2 separate regions of the Mus musculus genome follow, and region 1 is linked to region 2. The links are chromatin contacts, found by Hi-C or POLR2A ChIA-PET in ENCODE. All regions are on one chromosome and are shown on one strand. Each heading gives the region's core, a stretch centred on a gene start or an enhancer-like site at or near the end of the contact. The rest is flanking DNA. Distances are from core to core; before and after follow the strand shown.

The links. Hi-C counts contacts between places; a loop is a spot of excess contacts on that map. ChIA-PET counts read pairs that join two places held with the same protein, here RNA polymerase II (POLR2A).
Region 1: a loop to region 2 is called in a map of T-helper 17 cell, with 1.9 times the contacts of the local background. The contact joins the promoter of Pttg1 here to the enhancer-like site in region 2. A Hi-C loop is called at or near these places in 3 of 37 maps with a recorded cell type or tissue (T-helper 1 cell, T-helper 17 cell and T-helper 2 cell). POLR2A ChIA-PET finds 5 or more read pairs at or near these places in 2 of 5 experiments (both embryonic stem cell).

What each region holds. Positions count from the first base shown.
Region 1 is chr11:43,424,462-43,429,277 of GRCm38, reverse strand. It overlaps Pttg1 (pituitary tumor-transforming gene 1), which reads left to right and starts at 3,027. Exons shown (of 6, transcript NM_001131054.2): 1 at 3,027-3,077; 2 at 3,597-3,695; 3 at 4,381-4,559. The coding sequence starts at 3,608.
Region 2 is chr11:43,382,749-43,387,354 of GRCm38, reverse strand. No RefSeq gene overlaps it. Among named protein-coding and RNA genes, the nearest start is that of Mir146, 11 kb to the right of the region's middle. Within about 2 kb of position 1,923, at least 3 of the 3 ENCODE cell types and tissues checked have a DNase peak (open chromatin) inside an H3K27ac peak, as active enhancers do.

The DNA of each region.
Region 1 (4,816 bases), core at 1,778-4,277, 41 kb before region 2:
TGAAGAAAACAAGATATTCCATGACAAAACCAAATTTTCTCAATATCTTTCCATAAACCTAGCCCTCCAAAGGATAATAGATGGAAAACTCCAACACAATGAGGGAAACTACACCCTAGAAAAAGCAAGAAAGGAATCTTTCAACAAATCCAAAAGGAGATAGTCACACAAACATAATTCCACCTCTAACAACAAAAATAACAGGAAGTAAGAATCACATTTCCTTAATAACTCAACATTAATGGACTCAATTCCCCAATAAAAAGACATAGACTAACATCTGGATACGTGAACAGGACCCAGCATGTTGCTGCATACAGGAAACACATCTCCATGACAAAGGCAGACACTACCTCAGAGTAAAAGGCTGGAAAACAATTTTCCAAGGAAATGGTCCCAAGAAATTAGCTGGAGTAGCCATTCTAATATCGAATAAAATCAACTTTCAACCAAAAGTTATCAAAAAAGATAAGGAAGGACACTTCATACTGGTAAAAGGAAAAATCTACCAAGATGAACTCTCAATACTGAATATCTATGCCCCAAATGCAAGAGTACCCACATTCATAAAAGAGACTTTACTAAAACTCAAAGCACACATCACACCCCATACTATAATAGTGGGAGGCTTCAATACCCCACTTTCATCAATGGACAGATCATGGAAACAGACACCAAACTGAGACACAGTGAAACTAACAGAATTTATGGACCACATGGACCTAACAGATATTTATAGAATATTTCATCCTAAATCAAAAGAATATACTTTCTCCTCAGCACCTCATGGTATCTTCTTCAAAACTGACCATATAATTGTTCACAAAACAGGCCTCCACAGATACAAGAAGACTGAATAATCCCATGCATCCTATCAGATCACCACAGACTAGTGCTGGTCTTAAATAACAACAAAAACAACAGAAAACACACATACACATGGAAGCTGAGCAATGCTCTACTCAATGATAACTTGGTCAAGGAAGTAATAAAGAAATTAAAGACTTTTTAGAATTTAATGAAAATGAAGACACATCATACCAAAACTTATGGGACACAATGCAAGCAGTGGTAAGAGGAAGACTCATAGCTCTGGGTACCTCCAAAAAGAAACTGATGAGAGTTTACACTAGCAGCTTGACAGCACACCTGAAAGCTCTAGAACAAGAAGAAGAAGAAGAAGCAAATACACCCAAGAGGAGTAGAGGCAGGAACTAATCAAACTCAAGGCTAAAATCAACCAAATAGAAACAAAAAGAACTATAATCAACAAAAATCAGAAGCCGGGCGTGGTGGTGCACACCTTTAATCTCAGCACTCGGGAGGTAGAGGCAGAGGCAGGTGGATTTCTGAGTTCGAGGCCAGCCTGGTCAACAAAGTGAGTTCCAGGACAGCCAGAGCTACACAGAGAAACCCTGTCTCGAAAAACCAAAAACCAAACCAAACCAAACCAATAAAACAAAAACAAAACAACAAAAAACAAAAAAGTCAGGAGCTAGTTCTTTGAGAAAAATCAACAAGATAGATAAACTCTTAGCCAGACTAACCCGAGGGCACAGAGACGGTATCCAAATTAATAAAACCAGAAATGAAAAGAGACATAACAATGAAATATATCTTAAAATAATTATTCCGTTTATTGAATATTAACAGCTAAAAATATTAAACTCATGTTCTACAAACAAACAAAAAGAAGGAGAAGAAGAAGAAGAAAGCAAGCAAGCTTTCTTGATCTACCACTCACCAGTCACACATCAGCATCTCCTGTGGCTCCATAGAGCTGAGGACTTTACAAGCTGTCACAACCTTTGTAGAAAGGGTCTGTCCAGCAGGAGGGGGTGGGGTGGGGTGGGTGAAATTCCTAGTACAAGTATCCCAGTATCAATCATGGAACTTTAGAATGTTTTCAGGAACACACAAAGGAGACTAAGGAACTTTTATGTTAATTAAATATAATCACACACATAGCAGAAAGTGTGCAGGGGGAGGCTCCAATGTTATTATTAACAATGCTTATTTCAATGGGAAGTCCTGGGCTCTTGAATAATCTCCATTCTTTGTCTTCAAACCTGCCAAATTTCCACAAGTTCTAAAAATAAGCAGAGATTAACTACTACTTAAGAGGCAAAGGCAGGCAGATGTCTTAAGTTCCAGGCCATCCTGGTCTACATAGTGATTCCCAGGACAGCCAGGGTCTTCTTCAAGATCAGTAAGTGCTTGTAACTGCCCAGGAATCTCTCCAGTCTTGGATAGGTTTTGGTGGGGGCCGATCCAAGACCCAAACCATCTTCTCAGTAGATTAGTGCCTCTGACTTTGACTTGAAGATTTAAGGTCTGGATTAAACCTCTTGGCTTCTTCAGTTAAGTTTTTATGTACATGTTGGTCTCTTCTACTACTTATTCCTTTTTAGTCTTCTCCAAACTCCAGTATCTACTGCGCAGGCCTGTTCCCCTAGAGATTACACTCTGGCTACTCTGATCTGAGCTCTGAGGCAGGAGAATCTTGAGTCAGAAGCAGGCCTGGGCTAGTGAGTTTCCGAAAAGCCTGAACTGGGTAGTAAGAGACTTTTTCAAAGAAGCCAAAACCATAAAAGTGAGCCTGGAGCAGTGGCACAGCCACTAATCTAGTCCTTGGAAGACCGGAAGCAGTCTCAGGAGTTAAAAGTGATTGTCATTCACCATCCATTGCACAGTTCAAGGACAGTCTGAGTCCTGTGAAAACCTGTTTCCAAAAAAAAAAAAAAAAAAAAAAAAAAAGCCCTTCAAATTTAAAGGGACAAGACGTTTATTGGGTGAGTACCTTCTCGCAGGTCCATGTCGTGGCAAACAAAAAGCCTCTCACAGGAGTTTTGGACAATGTACGATTCTAGTTTGTTTGTTTGTTTTTTTTTTTTTTTGGTTTTGTTTAGTTTTGTTTTCCTTAATACTTTGGAGACAGACGCGAGAGCTGGGCGGTGGCTGAAAACTTCCGTTGCTCCCATTGGTTCTCAGGCTGTAGGCCCCACCTCCTCTCGGAGGGACCAATTGAGTTACAGTTTAAACTGCGGTGTGCCGGGTCGTTGGTGGCGCAGTCTTCGGTGAGTTTAGCTGTGAGCTCGTCGTGGGTGAGGGCGTCTTGGGCGAGCTTGGGGTGGCGGGGAGGGCAGACCCGGGACTGGAGGTTGAAGCAGGGTCGGGACGTGTGCTTCACTCGGCCCCGCGTCCCGAGGCGCTCTTGTCGTGCTCGACCCACAGCAACGCTGTTTTTACTTTTCTTCTTCCCTCCCCACTTCAGGATCTCAAGCAGCCCTGGCTGGTCTTGAACTTGTTATGTAGCAGGAGGCCAAATTTGAGCATCCTCTTGGCTTCTCTTTATAGCAGAGATTGTAGGCTGGAGACAGTTTTGATGGGTGCCAACATAAACTGATTTCTGTAAGAGTTGAGTGTTTTATGACCCTGGCGTGCAGATTTAGGATCTGGATTAAGCCTGTTGACTTCTCCAGCTACTTATAAATTTTTGTGCATAGGTGCCCTGGGTAAAGCTTGGTCTCTGTTACTGCGTAGTTTTTCCAGCCGTCCTCAATGCCAATATCCTAATATTCAGGTCTCTCCCTTAGAGTAATCCAGAATGGCTACTCTTATCTTTGTTGATAAGGATAATGAAGAACCCGGCCGCCGTTTGGCATCTAAGGATGGGTTGAAGCTGGGCACTGGTGGTAAGTATTTCCTGCCTTGAGATACACAGGTGTTGTGAATGGTCCCAGCCTACAGTTCCCAATGTAACCTAGGGGGGCCTTGAACTTCTGATCCTTTGACTCCACCTGCCCAGTGCAGTGATTACAGGCATGGGCCACCTTGCCTGGCTTATGCACTGCCGGGAATGGAACTTGGAGCTTTTCAAATGCTACTAAGTCACGTGTCCAGGCGCTCTGCTTAAATCGGTTTTTTGAGACATAGCTTTAACTGGCCTGGGATTTGCTATGCAGATCAGGCTGGCCTTGAACTCAGGAGATCCACTTACCCCTGACTCCTAAATTCTGGGATTAAAGGCGTGCGCCATGGTGCCTATGTTCATACTTATTGTCTTAATGAGGTTATTTAGAGTGCTAAGTAACTGCCCCAAATGAGGCACAGGTTTGTGTGTAAGAATTGAGTTAAGTTGTATGGCCTAATCTTTAAGAGCAATACATTTATTACCTTTATTTGTGTATGTGTGGGGTCACACGCATGCCGTGGTGTGCCTGTGGAGGTCAGAGGACAACCTGTGGAAATTGGTTTTCCTTATACTGTGTGGGTTCTGGGGACTGAATTCAGGTTGTCTGGTTTAGCCGAAAGCTCCTTTATTTACCCACTGAGTCTGTGATTTTTTTTTTTTTTTAATGATTATCCCTTTTTCAACAGTCAAGGCCTTAGATGGGAAATTGCAGGTTTCAACGCCTCGAGTCGGCAAAGTGTTCAATGCTCCAGCCGTGCCTAAAGCCAGCAGAAAGGCTTTGGGGACAGTCAACAGAGTTGCCGAAAAGCCTATGAAGACTGGCAAACCCCTCCAACCAAAACAGCCGACCTTGACTGGGAAAAAGGTGAGTGCGGGCTATGAACATGAATATTTGTACATGTGTTGGCACTTAAGAAAAGTTTATTATTTTTATTCATGTATACGTAGCTGTAGATGAATACTGCATGTGTGCAGTTACATAAGGAGGCCAGAAGAGGGCGCTGGGTGCTTGGAATTGAGTCTGACTCCTTTGGAAGAGCAGCAAGTGCTTTTACCCTCTGAGCCATCCTAAGCCCCACTGCAGCACTTCTGATGCTTAGAAACTTACTTCCCATCTGCCTC
Region 2 (4,606 bases), core at 674-3,173:
TCTTTCTAGGTGTTAGAAATAGCCATGTGGTAGGGATCAAATGACACACAGGTGTGTAGCGCTCTGCCTGGTGTGTATCATAAGTTCCACAAATGATAGTTAGGCTTGTCATTTTGCCTTGTACCCCTCCCCCCCGTGTTACAATTTTTATAGTGGAATGAGGAGGCTCAATTCACATTTCATATATGAAAGCCTGTTTCTTGCTTTTAGTCTCTGCTTCCGGTGGCAAAAGGAAGGCGATGGGAAACCCGTGCAGCTAGCAGCAAAGAGTTACACATCTGGCTCTGAGCGTCCTCCTGACTGCTTCTGAAAGCCACAGTGAAGGAACCTAGGTGTTGAGAAGGAGACACTGGGTTGCAGGAGTTAGCAATGTCAAGCCGGGTAGTGGAACCATCAGCAGACACTGGCCAGGCTAGAGCTCCCACCGATGATTCCATTTAAATCCGTGTCTGTCCACTCCCCAGCCCCCGCTCCCAATGGCTCCAAATGGTTTCAGCATTTTTAAAATAAGGTTGTCACTGACATGCCGTAGCTTTTGGCCTTTTATAGACAGCTTCACAAGTAGGTCTCTTCTACCTTAACTTTCTGGTTACCAGGATGCTTCATCTCTTCCATACACCCAGGATTTCAGGGAATGCTAAATTTGGCTTAGAGTCTACTCCGATACCTGGAGCTATGCCTCTACTACACCAAGGAAGCCCCTTTCCAGGGTGTAGAACTCCATGAGTGGGGGTATGAGGTAACATATGGGGACATTAGAGACCTGGAGACAACACACATCCTTTCTAACCCCAGCTCTGCTAATTTCGGGGTGACCATGGGCAAGCATCTTTTAGATCCCCCATTTCCTTACTTATAGCCCAGGGATTAAGAATAGTAACTACATGTGTGTGTGTGTGTGTTGTTGTGGTGGTGAGGATTAAATAGGGCGTTGTGTCTGACTTTCAATGATGCTCAACAAATATTTCCTTTCCAAAAAGCTAGGTGTAAGAGAAGTTTAAACAAAGTGTTACTACCCCAGCAAGATGAGCAATGGTTACCATCTGGAGAGTTCAGGGCAGCAACCATCTTGACCTGTCTCTTTTCTGCCTGTGGGTAATTTCCCAGGGTGGCTATTTTTATTTATCTTGACTGGGAATTTGAACTTTGTCATTGCACATTCCAAAGACCCTGTAAGGGTTTTCTGACTTGGGGATACAAGCAGCGAAGGGTACCCACGGAAGGATTCTGTGACCTCAGGCAAGACCCCTAACCACACCAAAGATTAAAACCCTGGAGTCGGGAAAGATCTTGTTTGTGAAGCACTTGTTAGAGTGCCTGCCTGCCGTCTGGTGGGACCTCATTAAAATGTAGAGGTTGCTGCTGCCATCAACAGAGACAGGGACTGCCCTTCTGCAGATGGATGCTTGGGAACGAATGGATTTCTGAGCGTCCTTCCTGCCTGCCAGGTCCACATTCACTTTAAGCTGTCAGTTCGTAGTTGAAAGCACCTCTTTGTTCCCCTGCGGAGCCAATCCAGGACCGTGTGTCTGAAGCTAGGCACAAATCTTTCCCCTCAATCCCCTCCCTGCCTCCTGCCCCTCTCCAGAGGCCAATTCTTTCTCTTTTAAAATACCCGGACACAGGCTACTCTATCTATCTATCTATCTATCTATCTATCTATCTATCTATCTATCTATCTATCTATCCATCCGAATGTTAAATTGAGGTTTTTGGTCGAAACTCTGCCTACGCCTACTTGAAAAGCCAACAGGCTCGTTGGGCAGCCGACAAAGCTCTCGGGATTTCCCCACAGGCTAGGGAGAGTACAGACAGGAAGCCAGGGACCCAGCGCCTGACCAGCACTTCCTCAGGGGAGGCTGGAGCTTACTCCGTCTTGCAACGAACTCTCTAGAACGTGCAGGCTATTCTAGCTGTAGTCAGCAGCCCGCCTGGTTAAGAGAGGGTCCCTGCGGGCATCTGCATGGGTCTAGACTCTGCTGGCTTTAAGGTGGGAGCTGCTGGCTTCTGCCCTAAGATGCTGACACAGCCTGGCTGGGCTGGAACCTTCTATTCCGGCTCAGCCGCTTCCTCCCTAGCTGCCACGAGGAGGGAATTGAGAAGGGACTTTCCAGAGAGAGTTAGCTCGCTGGGTGCGGAATGGAATAAAAGCATATGCAAATTGGCCTGTGAGTTCCTTCCTCTGCCCCAGTGAGCCAAGAGAAAGATGCTCTTCTGGAAGGCTCTTGGCATCTCTCTTCTCTCCCTGGATGGCGGCAGCGGGGGTCCATTGGAGTGGTAAAACCAGCCAGGCAGCCACAGCAAGGGGGTGGGTGCTGCGGAAGCAGCAAAATGAGGAGGGGTGGGGAGAAGAAGGAAAGCCACATTGGAAAAGATAGGTAAACTGGGATTTGAGCACACGGAGAATTGGGGTTAGAAAAATAGTCCTTGCCAGCTGATTTACTATGCACCTATCTGTTGTCTGAGAGTCAGCCAGCTTTTGTACAGTGGATTATTGCAGAGCGAATGGCGCATTAAAGATATAATCAAGATGTTCAATGCTTAGTGAGTGACACTAGAGTTAAAGTAGGTGAGACTTTTGTCATGGGCTGTAAATATAAAAATGTCAGTGGCTTAGAAATATTTCCAGTAATATAGTTAAAGCATGGGTCTATTTCTGAAAGGAAGATAATTTTAGCCTTTTGTAACTTTCGGGTGGGATGGCAATATGGGTGATACAGTAAGGTGCTTCCTTAAATCCTGGTATTGTGGCTCCTATCTGGCAAGTCATCAATTTTCTTTTAGTGACAGTAATAAAAAATATTACATTGTCCAATATGGAGTGTAGGGGGTGCATGGGAATTATGACATACAACTTTGTTTATTGTATGGCTGTTCTTGGTTTCCTTCAGTCTTGTCTGTAGAAGGAATTTTTTATCTTTCAAAAGCATTGTTTTCTGTTAAACTTGACTTGTATTTTAATTGACATTAATGTAAATTTTCTCTCATGAAACCCATGGGCCTCAGAATTATTTATTACAGTGCTTTCTTCACATTTGAGGTATTTCCAGTCAATATTGTTTTATTCATCTGTTCCTATTCAACTTTGCTTTTTGTCTCAGCCTTTTCTGGTTGCTGATATTTTGTTCTCTAGTTCCTGGTATTGTATTGCACTTTTGAGCAGAATCAACGTTATTGTTATTATTAATTATTATTAATAATATTATTAATCTCACTCCTGTCCTTATTCACTGCTTGCGTTGGATAAGCACCTAGAATCCTGTGTGGAAACTCAGAGGGAGTAACGGAGGTTGAATCTCTGGCTGGGGTCTGCTCAGACTGCATTTGCTTGTGTTGTTGGAGGTTAAGGGATTCAGATACTAGAAGGAAAGCCCAGGCAGGGGATGGCATGAGAAGTTACTGGAGTTTCTGGTGTTACACCTTTGGTCCTCTTAGCTCTGGGTCCCTAATCTCCACTTTCTCTAAGGCACTTGTATATGTGTGTGAGTGTGTGTATGTGTGTGTGTGTGAGTGTGTGAGTGTGTGACTGTGTGTGTGTGCGAGTTTGAGTGTGTGTGTATGTGTGTGTGAGTGTGTGTGTGTGAGTGTGTGTGTTTGTGAGTGTGTGAGTGTGTGTGTGTGTGTTTGTGTGTGTACTTCCTTAGCTCGGGCTTAGTATTGTTTCTTCTGACTGTCAGCAGTTTGTGTTATTGGGTGTGGTTCCTAAGAGCCAGCTTTGGGCACTTTTTAAATTGTGATAATGATGCCCCTCTCAGATTGTTCTAGAATCTGGCAACATTTTCTTATTTGGCCTCCGCTTCAATCCCAGTTAATCAGAAATTTGTCTTAATAACGTATGGTACATGTTTATAATTTACAATTTGTAAAGCAATTCTATATGTTTTTTTTTTTTTATAACCCATGAAATCTGGAAGGTTAAGAGTGGCAGTAAAATTGTCACATCATTGAGAACTTATTAAATATTTGTTGCTTGAATGAAACATACCCATTTGATTGCTAAGGAACTGGAGACTTACATAGATCAAGCTGTCTACCCAAGGCCTCATTTTGCAGTAGGGACTCCAACTCATACTTGATTTTACCATGTCACGCTGGCTCAGATAGTGTCTATACTACACACACAGACACAGACACACATACACACACACACACACACACACACACACACACACACACACATACACAAACACATGGCATTTTACCCTGTAGCCCAGGCTGGCCTCAAACTCACGGCATTCTTTTAACCTTAGCTTCCCCGTTATTCAGTAGCAGATTCGAGCCACTAGGCCTGGTTTTCTAATCACTATTTGCTATTCATTGTGCAGAAAGGTAGTTTTTGATTCTGTAAGAGAAGACTATGGTAAAGTCATCTGTATGTTCCACTAGCCATCTGGCTACCATCCTTCTACAGATCAGTTAAGTCAACAGAATAAGGTCTCAAGGCCAAGAAAGCAAATTAGAGAAAAGAAAGGCAGACTGGCCACAAACCCTTTCTGGGGTGTGAGGGGCTCAGAGACATAACAGCTTTTATATGGACGAAAGCTACATGCCAACCAAGGCTTCCTTACTGAGTTCTCTCTCTTTCCAGAATTTATGTAGAACAGGC